Linked DNA regions of Mus musculus: regions 1 and 2 are each linked to region 3. A link is a loop called in an ENCODE intact Hi-C map of the cell type or tissue named here. Cell type or tissue: left cerebral cortex. All regions are shown on one strand. Links, peaks and the distances in the headings refer to the core of each region. The heading gives the core; the rest is flanking DNA.

Region 1 (4,605 bases), core at 1-4,000, 620 kb before region 3:
TCTAGTATTTGGAAACCAGAAGCAGGAGGGTATCTATGAGTTTGTGGCTAGCTTGGTCTACACAGTGAATTCTGGGTAAGCCAGTGGTACACAGTGAGGCTCTGTCTCAAAACCACAGCAACAAAAACCTAATAACTGAGTTCCTCAGTTACACCATTCAAATGCTTTCTGGTTTACATTCGAAGAGATTTAAAATTGGTCACCTTTCTACCATACATTGCTGCTTTCCAAGAACACACATCTACTCATTAACACAGAGGCTTCTTAGAAATAATGCCAAGAGACAGGTAACAACTTCAAGAACTGACAGATGGGATCTCCTGAAATCAAAACAGTTCTGCAAAGCAAATAAAACTACAAGCAAAGTGGCGAGACAGCCTATAGACTGGGGGGAACTTAGCCAGCTATACTTTATATCGGGGTTAATATCTAATATAAAGAACTGCAGAGTCCTCTCCATAGAATTATCTTGGTAAGATATGGCAAATTCTAAAGGTGGGACCAAACCACTTATGCCACCTGGATAAAAAGGTGACTGTAATTTAATTTTTCACACTTCTATTTTGCTCACCCACTAGAAGCTGCAAACTATAACGTTCTTTAAGCAATCATTTTTGTACCAAACTTAAACAGATGGAATTAATTTTAAAGATACATTAGTATAGCCGGGTGTCGTGGCCCACACCTGTAATCCCAGCACTCTGGAGGTATCTGTAAATTCAAGGCCAGCCTGGTCTACGTATCAAGTTCTAGGACAGCCAGGTATACATGAATCCTGTCTCAAATATATAAATAAATAAAGATACAATAGCAGTAATACTAGAAAACATGTAGCATCATGTAACAAGCAACTCATTCCTTACAACAAAGTGAGATAAACGTAGAAAGCCTAAATTGCCCAAGGGCACCCTGCTAGCTGCTCCTGGGACAGCTGAGACTCAGCGCACCACAAAAACTCCTGCTTAGATTCATCCTTGGACCCATCATGCCTGAGGATCCAGACTTGCAATTACCTGGAGAATCTGACGGTGCCTCCAAGTGGAGTTCCTGGTTCGTGACGTATGAGCCACACTGCCCGCAGGGCCATGGTTAAGCCTCCCAAGTATCAGAGCGATGTAGAAACTAAGGTCGCCATCCAGCCAAAGTAGACCCCGCCTTCTAGATGGGCTGTACCAGGCAACGTCCGGGTTCTCCCTGAGCCGCAAGAGCTCACTGGAGATGCTCGCTCTTCCGGGTGAGGTGACTCAAGTCTCCCGGTCCCTTCAAGAGATTAAAACACTCCTCAGAAGGTCTTAAGAACCTACACCCGGAATCTCAAGGGACTGGAATACTCTTCTCGCCCACTTCCGGGACGGCGGCCCGCGAGGCTCAAGACGCGTCACCCTGTCGCAAACGAGCGCCTCCGCGGCCCGCTCGCCGCTCGCTCCTTTCGCCCGCCCCGCGAAGTCGGCCGGGCGCGCGCAGCCCCACTTCCGGCGTGCGAGGCGGTGACAATGGGAGCGGCGCGGGCGGCGCCGGGAGGCAGCTGACAGGCGTCTGCGGCTCCGCTTCATGGCTGCTCTCCCTCTCTGCCTTCGCTGTGTGAGGACCGGGGCAGCCAGCAGCGGTGCGCAGCCCGGGCCGGAGGCGGTAGGCCGAGCTGGGACTGGTGAGCGGCGCCGCTGAGGCGCAGCATGTGAAGCGGAGACGGCCTCGAGCGCGGGGCGAGCCTCTCAGCCGGCCGGCATGGCCACGACGGCCGAGCTCTTCGAGGTGGGTCCCGGGGCTCGGCGGGCGGCGGCGGCGGCGGCGGGGGAGGGGCGGGTGGCGGCGGGACGCTGGGCCGGCTCGGGTGGCAGGGCGGCCAGACGTCCCGGAGACCGGACGGGCAGTGGGCAGGGCTGACTCCGGAGCCCAGGGCCGGCGAGCCGGGTCTTGCTGTGCGGATCCTCGCGACGGTGCTACAGGGGGCATCTGAATGGAGACTCTGGGGGGCTCCTCGGTGCCGAGGTTCCGACAAGCTCAGAAGCGGCCCTGGGGTGCCTGCCGTCTTACCTTACAGTCGAAAAGGCTGGGAGGATTCTTTTAAGGACAATAAAGGCCTACTTAGCCTCAGCACGGAAGGGAAGCGACACATCTTACTGCATTTAATTGCTGTGGAACCCTCCGACTGCTAGTTAAAGGATCCTTGGGCTGTGAGAAGCTGTGGGAGCGTTCAGGTGCATTTTCTTGAGTGTTTCAATATTTAAACTTGACAGTTGGATTTTGTGGCGTGTCAGTGTCAGAAGCGGTGAGGTTTGAGATAATGGAATGGGGTTACAAGACAATGAAACAGTATCTTCTTGTGTGGAAAAAAATAGAAGTAGTCATATGAAGAAAAATGAGGAATACACCTTCTCCCCCGCTGGGGCGTGATTACTCCATAGCAGCAGAAGTGTAAGTTGTAGAGAACACTGCAGTTCACAGTTAAGAATGTCACCATAGGTGAAAATTGTATCCATTGAGCATCAGCGTGTTCTGTGGCGTGAATTTTAAATGCCATTGTTTCCATTAAAAAAAAAATCTAACTTTTCAGTTACTTTTTTTTGTTACTGAACGTTGACTTGCAGTCATTCCTAGCATAGATACTGCATTTGTTTAGAGAAATAGCATGCCTAAATTGTAAGTTGTAATGAAAGTGATTTGAGTAAAAGTTATAATTACACCTAGGAAAAATTTATTGCTGTTCCTCAGATGTAAATGTCTGGAGATATTATAACATTTGCTTCACCAGTCATAAAATTCTGCTCATTTACTGTGTATCCTTGGTCAAGATACTAGGTAATTCTGTAATTACTTGTTTCAATTTTTATATCTTACAGGCTTTGGGATCTTTAAATAATACTTTCATGACGAGCTACTTATTAACAGAAAAACAGTATATTATCCTACTGTTATAGTGAATTCTCTTTAACATCCACAATTTCCTCTTGGATGGAAAATTATATTTTCTTCTTTAGACGTATACCAAGATGTCTTCAGTAACTTATTCGAAAATGTGTTTTCTTTCTCAGGGATGAAGAAAGTGGGGGTGGGGGGAAGGGGTGAAGAAATTTGTATTTTGTTCTCTAAGTCTTGTCATTTAGTGGAGTTGTTAAAGTTGTTTAGCTTAGTGACAGCAGTTCTGTAGGAGAGAAACCCAATGATGATACAGTAATCGGAAGATTCGTAGAACACACAGGCATATTGATAGGTCTCATAACTGGAGTGATCCCAACTCTGTCATTTGTAGTTGTTGTTTCATCAAAATCAGAAACATAATAATAGTTACAATGAAGTAGTGCCAGTTATGCATAATTAAGTCTGTTTGTCCTTTCCTGTGAGTCTAACCCTGCACTAGGTTCTGCTTGTGAATAAACCTTCATTCTCCAAGTGAAAAGTTACCTTTTTTTTTTTCTAATAGAAAGGGAAGAAGGAAAAAGGCCCCCAGTGTCTGCTGCCATTTCCTGCAGCTACTGCTACAAATATGGGTTGCAGATTAAGTCAGGCTGTGTCTTTCTCTCCTACTTCCCATTCTAAGTCACAGCTGGAGAGCAAGGGAAACAGGGCAGGATGTAGTCAAGGATATTTTGTTTTTATGCATCCTGGTTTTCATGTACTTCTAAATAGAATTGGACTTCCATTTTCCACATCAGAGAAATTAAGTGGAAACAAAGTTGAGCTTTGAATTTATGAAATTTCATTGCTAACTCTGCTTTTTATAAAATCTTATTACTGGTTTGGTGACTCATCCTTTTTTAAACAGACAACTTCTGACAATAAAATCAAACTGTAAATCTTTACTCAGTTGACGGGATGATTTATTACTAGGTGACTCAGTTATTACAATAATGTATATCCTGGAAGTTGCCCAGAATACCTTCTTAATTTCATTCCTCGTTGACAGGTCTTTCTGAAGGAATCTGTCTGTGGTGTTTTTAAGTAATAAACTCAGGATGGCCTATCTGAACTGAGATTCCTCAGTGGTTTGGATAGTCAGCATATTAAAACATGGCTTGAGTGGTAAATTCTTCTGTTGCTGCCTATATTGCTCTTTTTCTATGTACCACCGAAGATACTTCCTTCTCCTTTGTTGACTGTCTCTCCTGTCATTCTTACTGATTCTTCACATTTCTCTTGGTAGGTTACATTTTATAGGAGAGTTCTTTGTTAAAAACTAGGGCCAGTTATTCATTCAGTAAATATTTTTGAGTACTTATCAACTTCAAGATAAACTGCTAAAATTAACAGTATTGAATGTCTCATCAGACATGCCACAGAAAAGTCTATTCATTGGTTAAAAGATCCTGAAGTAAAAAATTATAGTTGGGGTAGACAGATGAGTTAACTGATAACATGGTGCAGAGGAAGGTCAGACTCCTTCTCCTGGGGTAATTAGGGAAAGTCCCACATACTAATAGTATCCCAAGTTAGGTGTTAATAGATGAGAGTAGAAACTTCAAGCAGGAGGGTAACTCCAGCTTGTAAGGGGAAGGGTAGACCAGTTTGGTCTACAGAGTGAGTTCCAGGACAGCCAGGGCTATACAGAGAAACCCTGTCTCGGAAAAAAAAAAAAAAGAAAAAAGAAAAAAAAAAGAAAGAAAGAAA
Region 2 (4,605 bases), core at 1-4,000, 210 kb before region 3:
GCTGCCCTGCTGTCTCTGGACAAGGATCGAGAAGAAGCAAAAGGACCCTAATTCACCCGTAATTTAATGTTGGTAAGCCTGGCAGTTTAAAAAAAAAAAAAAAAAGACATTGGTCAATTGCTCTGACCCTGATGACTTTTAAGCTGAGATCATTGTCATTATGCTTGCAGATGTTAACTGGAAGTTATATATGCATAAACCCTTCCTGGATTTGGCAGATATGTATAATTATATTAAAATGGTTCTAGCACAACCTTGGGTCTAGTTTAATTTTCTACCATTGCTTATGAAGGAAAAGCCCCGTGCTCAGCTACGCAGTTATTCCCACCATGTTTATTGTACGGCAGAGAAGAAATCAGTTATTCCATGCCTTCCGTTTTTGTTTGTTTGTTTGTTTGTTTTAACGTTTTCTCTTGCTGATCTGTGAATGAACCAGATGTGAATGGCAGTGGTTTATAAACTTCTGTGACTTCCCTCAGGATTGCTTCACAGTGGAAGTTGCTCCTCCTGGCCAGCCTAATCTTTCCCTCCTTTGCTACAAACTTGAATTGAATTGCTAGGCACTTTGTCAGTATGGGTTTTTGATGGATCAGTGTTTTGGTTTGTGTGTGTGTGTGTGTGTGTGTGTGTGTGTGTGTGTGTGTGTGTGTGTGTGTATGTTTGATTTTGGTTTTGGTTTTTGAGGGGCGTGAGGATGGGGGTAGACTGGAATATTTCAGAAAATAAGATTGTCAAGTATTTCTTGTTTCAGTTCTCTAAGGGCATTTGTTTTCCTTTTTTTTTTACTTAAAAAAAAAAAAAGGCAGAGGTAAAGGAGGGAGTGACCAGGCTCTGGATGGACTCCAAGCAGAGTGATTTCTGAACAAGAGTTTCAGAAAACTTTAAAAACCTATAATTTCAGTAGTCAAACATAAGGCACCCACCACCCACCGTCAGTGCCTTGTGGGGTGTGTGTGTGTGTGTGTGTGTGCTGGGGTGGGGGGAGGAGGGAGAGTCCCTTTTTGGCTGTAGGAGTTTACTAGAATGGTCCGTGGTGCTCCTCCAGTAAGAATTACTTAATTTCACCTTAAACGTCTTGTGTTCTTAAATTTGACCAAAATTCAACGGCTCTTTGATTGTAACCCTGTAAATGAAGGTTAGCAGTTGAAACCATTTGTTTTCTGGTCATTTCATTTTCCATCCCTGGCTGTGCTTTTTGAATGCCATCTAATCTTGGCCTAATGAGTAAAATTGTTTTACTGCTAAATAAAACTCTACAACTACCAAGTTGGATGGCTAGATCATCCTGGACTTGGAGATAGATTCATCTGTACTCTTCCCTGAAGTGACATTGGGGCCCCAGGGGTATTCCTAGAGCAAGGGTTTTTGTTTTTTTTTGTTGTTGTTGTTGTTGTTGTTGTCTTTGGTTTGGTTTGGTTTGGTTCAATAGTAAAAGTACCTCCCGAATAACTAATTTCTTACATTGCCTTTGATTTTCAGGAAACTTTAGCAAGGAAAGGGAGAGTATCTTAAAAGCAAGAATATCTGGCAAACTTAGGACTATTCAGCAAATGACTTGGTTTCTTTTGGGTCTGTAAACGAAGTTAGAGGAAGTCACTAAAACCATTTTTCCCCGTCATTTTTTGCACCACAACTTCGTTTAACTGAGACCACACAGTTAATCGCTTTGAATGGACGCGCAGAATAGAAAGGATTTCCCACGATCAAAGGCAAAGGGGAGCGGGTGGGAAGCTAGCTTTGGCTTAAAGACAGCCAGATTTCTGATGGCCACTCCTAGTCAAGACTTGGTTTAATCAAGTTAGTAAGTCCCATTCTGCTTGATACTTCGTACTGAGATGACTCGGCTCCAAATGAGTCTGGGAGCTGCGTAACCAGAAGCAAGGTAGCAACAGAATCGCGGGGGCGGGGGAGGGGGAGGGAGAGATGGGGCACAGGGACTGGCTTTCTGATGCCTCGCTCTTTGGATTTCACCTCTGGAGTGTTCTGGTCATAGACAAAGAAGAGAAATTAAACCAAGCCAATAAAATTACGACTTTCAGGACTTCCACGTTTAGAAAATGGTCACTCTCCTCTGCTCCTTGTTCCTTCTGATCTCACCTCTTCTGTGTCTGAACGCCCCCCCCCACTCGGAAATCCGGAAAGAACAGCTGCCGAAGCCGGGCGTGACTTAGAGAAACAACCTGGTACCCATTGTTGGTTGAGGCGGCCCCAGGGAGGCTGCAGAGACCCTCTTCTGGGCTACCTTTCCTAAATATGTAGTTTCTTAAGAAAATCATCCTAGCCGTGCCTGCAAATCCGGAGGGGTTGGGTGAAGGCTGCAGACGCCAGCTCCTGGTCCACACATCTCTGCCGGGCGGAGATAAAGTCCCTGGCCTAGTCTCGAGGCCCCTTAAGCCCAGACTTGGAAAGCGCGAGGAGTCATTGTCACGCCCGCAGCCACCAAGCTCGACCGGAAAAGGCTGGAGTGTGTGTGTCCTTGGGACATTTCAGACCCAGTGGAGTTCAGGTGTTAAATCAATTTCTGGGTTTGGAAAGCGAGTTGGGAAATAAACGTCCTGCTTCGCACCGACCAGAGGCAGGAGAGCGGCGTCAGTCTAGTCAAATTGAGAAAGCCGACTTGGAGGAGACCGGGGACGACTGACTGGCTTTGCTGGATTTGGGAGGTTGGGGTTGGGGGGGTGTGCGCTGCAGGAGGTTGGGGAGGGGACAGCTGCTCCCGGAAGCCTGGAGGAAGCGGGTCACACAGCCTGCTGGTTCCTGGGGCGCCTCGGGCTGGGGCGCCCAGCTGGGTTTGCCCTTGGGGACTTTCAAGGACAGCCAGGTGCTTACATAGTGAATACACCGAGCTCCGCCCTTTGCTAGGAACTGGGTACTGACCCTGAAGCTTGAGAAAATTCATTGAGAAAACTCAGCCTCGTCCATCCCCTTACTCACACGCCTCTGTATAACGTTTCCCTAAGAGCTGGTTTTGGGTTGGGGTTCGAAGCGGCAGCCCAGAGGGTCAGAAGCAAGTTCTGGGATGGAGGCGCGGCTCCTTTCGGAGTCTTAGGTATCGCCAGGTTGCCAAAACGTCCGGTTCTAGCTACCTGCAGTGAAAAGGAGGCCTCACACAAGTGCAGGTCTCCTTTTAATCAGAAGCCACCAGCCAGGCTAAAGCCACAATACAAGTTCGAACCCGACGTCGCACGTCCGGTGAGAAACTCCCTATTGTTATAGACAAAGCTGTAACCCAAAACCACATCTGTCAATGTTAAGTGGTGCCTATAGCCTTCAGAGTTGTGTTTTAATCATGCAAAAGACATACACAAAGAAGCCAGGCAGGTAACCGCCGCATCCCATACAAATAGAAACAGAAAACAGGATGGGAAAGTGCTTAACGATTGGTCCTTGACTTGGGCCTAGATTTTATTTTATTTTTTTATTTTTATATTTGAAACCATCAGGAAGGATAGCTACCCTTCCTTTGTACGTTCTTATCGCAGCATCTGCATACTTAAATCTGCGTCCAGAGCTCTAAGCACCTCTGCTTTTCTTTCCTAATCCTCGCCCACCCTGCCAGCGCAGGTTCCTCTGATAAACCTCATTCTCCCAGAAACTCCATTGCCGCAGCCCTTGGGTTGGTGGGGCATAAAAGACCGAAGACCGTCTACTCCTCCAATGGGGAAAGCAAGACCCCTAACGAAAGCTACCCGGATATTTTGGAGGGCTTGGTTGTGCAACTGCACAGATTATAGGATTTGTCTCAAACACACTTCATATTACACGTGAAACTGTACTACACCCATGTATTGAGACACATTGTGTGGAACTGCTTGGAGCGTCTTTCCAACTACTTATAATAGCCATGTGACTTGAACTGGCGTTTGTAAAAATTGTTTTATTACTCCATTCAAAGAGAGATGTAGATGTGTATATTATTTGGAAAGGTTTTTTTCTATGGAAGCATTTGGAAGGCAACGGAAGCAAGAAACTTGTGTACCCGGGAAGTGGCTGGAGGGGAGGAAGTAGGTAATGCATTTGAAAGGCCCTCTACCAGCCACAGACCTGCAACCAAAGGAGGTCCCTCCCAAATGCTAAAGAGAATCGGTCAGACTTCCCCTCCCGCCAGCAGCGCGTTTAAAAACCAACGCTGTTGATTGCAAACAAACAATAAACAGATTCAAATAAAGGAGCCCTACCAGGTCCAATCCATTTAGTCAAAGACGACTGTGGGTGCCCGGGCAGCCAGACCCTCTTCAGGGAAGGGTAACTTCAAAATCTGTTTTTCTCCTAGAGGGAAAGTCAAACAGCATGAGGTCCAGGACTTTTAGTCCTTAACCTCCTCCCCCAGCACCTCCACTTCTTAGCTTGAAACAGTATTTTGAAGAAAACAAATAAACACGCTGAATTAAAAAAAAAAAAAAGAATCCCATAGCAAACATAACCATAAGGTCTGACTGAATTGACCTATGTTGGCTCCAAGAGGAAAAGAATGTTCCTGAATCAGATGGAATCCCCTGTCACCCTGTCCCTAGTGTCAGCTTTAACTTGTCCATTTGCAAGGACAGGAAAGGGTCTTTCATATAGAGGATTCCTTAGTGGACTTCATATCCCCGAGGGCCATTT
Region 3 (5,250 bases), core at 514-4,513:
GAAACAATATGGTCGAAAGTAACCTTAAACAAAATGTCCACACTGGCACATAGTTGCAAAGAACTCACTGATGGTTCCTGAAAATGACCATGAAATATCAGAAGCAAGCGCTACTTAGCATACAGTAAACAAAGCAGAACATATCAGAAGTCTGGTAAATCAGATAACACACAACTTTATTCTTTTGGTAACACATGAAATACAGAATTTAAAAAGGCAACAACTTCAAATTTATTTTCACTATGTGTGATGGATGGATAATTTAACAATGCCACCAAACTCTTTCGCATACGCATTAAGAAGACTGTTCCAGCATCAATCTGTAAGTCCTTCTCAGAAGACCCTCACTCACTGTGACTTTGCATGTAGGTTAGCCTTTTCTCATCTACAAAGATATATTACCTACCTTCTAGGACAGCTGGGAGGGTAAAACTCCATAAAAGGCACTTGGAACAATGAGTGCTGTACAGTAAATGCAATGTTATTCTTCTTATCCTGTATTTGTGGCTCAAATAAATTGTTTGATACTTTTTAATGGGTACAGAGCTATGTAACCTCTAAACTCTCCTTTATCAAATCCCTTGCTACCCTAAAACTCCTTCATTTTTTAACATTAATCTTAGGAAATTGGTAACTCCATTCCCAGCTATGCTAATGAAACACCACCCCCACTAAGTGTTCAGTGGAACCGGGAAGAGATGACCTGAAAATGGAGATGGAGGCTTCTCTCCGTGGCAGGCAATCTTGAAGACAGTCCTGGTAATCCCCATCTCAGGGCTTTCTTGCCGTGTAATCCTCTCCCCTTTGAACTGGTCTAGATTTACCGACTCTCTCCAATAAAACAGGGCAGTGGCATATCACTTCCAGGATTAGGTCTCAAAAATGACAGAGGTGACAGAATGCTCTCTTGCTTTTGACAGGAATCAGCTATTTTATGAAGAGAGCCACATGGGATATAGGGCTAGACTTAAGTTTGGAAGTAGATACTCCCTAAACAGGGTCCTGAGAAGTTGCAACCCTGGCCCCCACCTTGTCTTGTGTTAGTGAATCCGGCTAAACTGCACCTAGAGATACTGATCCACAGACAGATGATAAATGCTCCCCCCTGCAGCCACCAAATCCGGGTGAACTTGTCAGGTAGTGAAATTATAAACAGCTCATGGGCTCTTCAGGAAACGGTTTGACTGTTCCATTACAGAACCATTCTGAAAACACGGCTGATTATTATGAGAAATTATTGATCACTTTATCTGGCTGTAAAAACCAAACCAAACCAGGGACTTGTTTCTAGACTCAGATATGTGAAAAGTATGCCCTAGCTTAATCTGTGTGAAACCTGTCTTTCATTTTCACAGGAAGAGGGGTGCTTTCAGTTGCATTCCCTTTTATGAGTTCCCCTCTAAATTTTCTGCATGGCTGGTTCCTTAATATTCAGGTTCTAACTAATACACCTCCAAGGTAGCCTTTCCTGACCTTCTGAGGAATCTACTCATTACCACTCCAACCACATTCTCCCTTAGTGCCTCCGTAACTCACCACTACTTAAAATGTAGTTTATTTAATAACCCGTTGTGTCGTCTCTAAACACAGTAGAACGCTCCATGCTATTTGTTAACTACTGTCAATCTTTTTTTGTCTGTGACACTGTAAGGGCACGACAGGTGATACAGGTAACAACGATCCGGGCAAAGTGGACAGTGGTTAAATTTCATCGGCTGAGCAGCTCGAGAACACAGAGACCAAGATCCAGAACCGGAAAGAGAACTGGTTCTGGAATTCAGAACCGTGCACGGAGCTCCAGCGAGGGGACGCGGGGCCGGGACACCGAGGCGGCGGCACCCGGAGGCAGGGGGGCGGGGAGGAGGGCGGCCTGCGAGTACTTTACCCGAGTCTCCCCCAGGCAGCGAGCGGGGCAGCGTGAGGGTGAACACGGCAGCCACGGAGGCGAACACGGCCACGCTGCCGCGGAGGGCCCCGGAGCGCCACGGCCCCGCTCCGGCTGCCGGGCTCCCGCCGTCGCCATGGAGACCCATGGGCCCGGACGCGCGCAGCTCGCGGACCGTGACCCCTCGCAGCGGTGCGGACCTTCCCTGGCCGAGAGGCGCGCACAGCCCGCGCCGGCTTCCGGTCTAGCAGGGCCGAGCGCACCATACCTTCGCCCGCCAGGTCGGGGAGGAGGAGATGGCGGGCGCACTCCGGCACGGCTTAGGAGTCTTCTGGGGGTCACTGCGCGTGGTACTGTGTCTGCGTCAGTGTGCTTTGAAGTAACGAATCACAAGGGAGCATAATTCCCAACGACATCAATCATGGGCCAGGCCTACTCGCACTATGCAGTCTCTCTCCCCCTTTCCGCACTGACTTGGTCCGTTCCAAAAGAGACGGAAGTGGCGTGGATAACGGTGAGCCAGAAAGCGCTGCTCTGCCCCCTGTGGCGTGGGGTGGAACTGCATAAGAGAGCCCCCTAGAAACCCAACAAGGAAGGGTTCCAACCATGTAGTAAGCCACAAATACATTAATTGCTATTATATTTTTCAGTGGACTCATTGATCGCGGCTATGTATTTATAGAGCCTTGCCTCATTAAAATTAATGTAAATCCATATGCTAATTATTAATTCACTAATTTTAAGATATTAAAATGTGCTAATTAGCCTTTTTTTAACATGAGAACTCAGTAGGTGAGTTGAAATACTTGAGTTAACAAAATTAACTCTTCATGATAAGAGTGTCTCCTACTTAAATGAAGAAGAATGATTTTTGTTTTTTTGTTTTTTTTGCTCTAAAAGTGGAAAATGAAATCAAGAGCCCACATAAATAATGCAAATGGAATGTAGAAAGAGATGGGAGCTACTAGACAATACACAGCACACTGCTGAGAATTGAATCTAGGGCCTCATGCAGGCTAGGCTAGTAAACATTTTAAGCTTGCAGTTTGCATTATTTTAGCAATTATTCAGTCTGGGAAGGGAGCGGGCAACCTCCTTAGAATCTGTGTCAGAATACACGGGAAATGGGCAACATTCACAAATGTGCTATTTGCAGTCTGACAGGAACACTGTGTCCAGGCTGTGAAGTTGATAGGCAGTAATTGTGCCCACCTATCTTAGTCTTTTCCTGGTGTTTATAAAATGCTTTATCATCTGAGCTCCTGGGACACAGGGGTTGGGCAGTGTACTTTCCTTATTGCATGAGAAAACACTATGACCAGTGAAACTTATAGAAGAAGCAGTTTATTTGGGAGAGATTTTCATGGCTGGGAGACATGGTAGCAAGTTCTCCATTGACGTCCATTGAGGAAAATGCTTTTCTTGGTAGCAAGAGATCATGAGAAATACACCTTTCAACTAGACAGCTTGTCCAGGATTATCTTGTATGTATGTGTGTTCATATGTGACAATGTGTGTGTGTGGTGGGGAGGGGAGTTGTCCAAGTCTGTACATGTAGAGACCAGAGGTCAATTTTGGATGTCTTCAACTATAGCTGCCCACCTTGGGTTTTTTTGTTGTTGTTGTTGTTAGTGGTGGTGGTGTTTTTGTTTTTTGTTTTTGACTTGGTTTTGTTTCATTTGGGTTCTTTGTTTTGTTTGTTTGTTTGTTTGTTTGTTTTTTGATAAATTGATTAGCTGGAGCCCATAGAATCCAACTGTCTCCCAGCCAGTTCTGGAGTTACAGGTGCCAACAGCATGACTTGATTTTCTACGAGTTCTGGAGATCCAAACACAGTACCTCACTTTTGCCTAGTGTACTGGCTAGTTTTGTGTCAACTTGACACAGCTGGAGTTATCACAGAAAAAGGAGCTTCAGTTGAGGAAATGCCTCCATGAGATCCAACTGTAAGGCATTTTCTCAATTAGTGATCAAGGGGGAAAGGCCCCTTGTGGGTGGGACCATCTCTGGGCTGGTAGTCTTGGATTCTACAAGAGAGCAGGCTGAGCAAGCCAGGGGAAGCAAGCCAGTAAGGAACATCCCTCCATGGCCTCTGCATCAGCTCCAGCTTTCTGACCTGCTTGAGTTCCAGTCCTGACTTCCTTGGTGATAAACAGCAGTATGGAAATGTAAGCTGAATAAACCCTTTCCTCCCCAACTTGCTTCTTGGTCATGATGTTTGTGCAGGAATAGAAACCCTGACTAAGACACCTAGCAAGCAGCTTGCCCACTGACTCCCCTTCCCAGACTCAGGGTCTAAGTCACTATTGCATTGCCAGGAAGACACACTGTGACCAAGGCAACTCTTACAAAAAAAGGCATTTATTTAGGAGCTTGCTAGTGGTTTCAAAGAGTTTGTCATTTATTATCGTGTTGGGGAGCATGGTTGCACGCAAGCAGGCACTGGAGAAGTGGCTGAGAGTTTTGCATTCTTATCCACAGGCAGGCAGAGAGAGTGAGCCGCTGGACCTGATATGGGCTTTTGAAACCTCACACAGAGCCCATTCCCAGTGGAACACCTCCCCCATCAAGGACACACCTCCCCCAGCAAGGACACACCTCCCCCAGCAAGGACACACCTCCTCCAGCAAGGACACACCTCCCCTAGCAAGGACACACCCCCTCCAGCAAGGACACACCTCCCCCAGAAAGGACACACCTCCTCCACCAAGGACACACCTCCTAATACTTCAAGCAATTCACCAATAGGGAATCAAGCATTCAAAAATTTGAATTATGTAGACCATTCTCATTCAAACCACCACATTCAAGGTTCTCCTACAATGAGTAAGTGGAGAATACACGCTGGGAGCTAACTACACCATGCCCTTCATAATTAGATTTGATGACCTGTGCAGTTTTGAACCTTGGATGGTTAAAAGTTCAGTTTCGGGCTGGTGTGATGGCTCAGTGGGTAAGAGCACCCGACTGCTCTTCCGAAGGTCTGAAGTTCAAATCCCAGCAACCACATGGTGGCTCACAACCATCTGTAACAAGATCTGACGCCCTCTTCTGGAGTGTCTGAAGACAGCTACAGTGTACTTACATATGATAAATAAATAAATCTTTAAAAAAAAAAAAAGTTCAGTTTCAGTAGTGGTAGATATGAAAACCAGGTGCCAGTGAGTTAAGAAATAGCTGATTGACAATAGAATGTATTTGTAAGAAGTGTAAAGAAGTGTGCCAGACAAGGTTCATTTTGTTTTCTCTTGTAGTTTAAAGGAGTATCTGAAAAAGATGAGTATATTAGGGATGGAGCCAAGGGAAACAGAAGAGGGTTGAAGTTAGAGAGAGAAGAGGACTAGAGAACACTTTGGCTTGCACAC

The links. Peaks named below come from ENCODE experiments on the same cell type or tissue, not always from the same donor. Only the 100,000 strongest peaks of a DNase experiment are listed, where the experiment ranks them.
Region 1: a loop joins it to region 3, with 3 times the contacts of the local background. A loop is called at or near these places in 6 of 42 quality-filtered maps.
Region 2: it touches region 3 in a loop (2.5-fold over the local background); 2 of 42 quality-filtered maps call a loop at or near these places.

Annotation. Positions count from the first base shown.
Region 1 is chr14:49,063,273-49,067,877 of GRCm38, reverse strand. It overlaps Exoc5 (exocyst complex component 5), which reads left to right and starts at 1,211. Exons shown (of 18, transcript NM_207214.3): 1 at 1,211-1,752. The coding sequence starts at 1,726. Ap5m1 (adaptor-related protein complex 5, mu 1 subunit) reads right to left here and starts at 1,329. Exons shown (of 8, transcript NM_144535.5): 1 at 1,014-1,329. The coding sequence starts at 1,087. In left cerebral cortex, for the core only: no CTCF peak of the experiment used is centred there; DNase peaks (open chromatin) are centred at 1,403, 2,021 and 2,338; H3K4me3 peaks cover 2,544 bases; H3K27ac peaks cover 1,852 bases.
Region 2 is chr14:48,653,325-48,657,929 of GRCm38, reverse strand. Otx2 (orthodenticle homeobox 2) reads left to right here. Exons shown (of 5, transcript NM_001286482.1): 5 at 1-253. Among named protein-coding and RNA genes, the nearest start is that of Otx2, 12 kb to the left of the region's middle. In left cerebral cortex, for the core only: no CTCF peak of the experiment used is centred there; a DNase peak (open chromatin) is centred at 1,690.
Region 3 is chr14:48,443,239-48,448,488 of GRCm38, reverse strand. Tmem260 (transmembrane protein 260) reads right to left here and starts at 2,137. Exons shown (of 16, transcript NM_172600.4): 1 at 1,886-2,137. The coding sequence starts at 2,033. In left cerebral cortex, for the core only: a CTCF peak has its summit at 2,434; DNase peaks (open chromatin) are centred at 2,157 and 2,349; H3K4me3 peaks cover 1,713 bases; H3K27ac peaks cover 1,229 bases.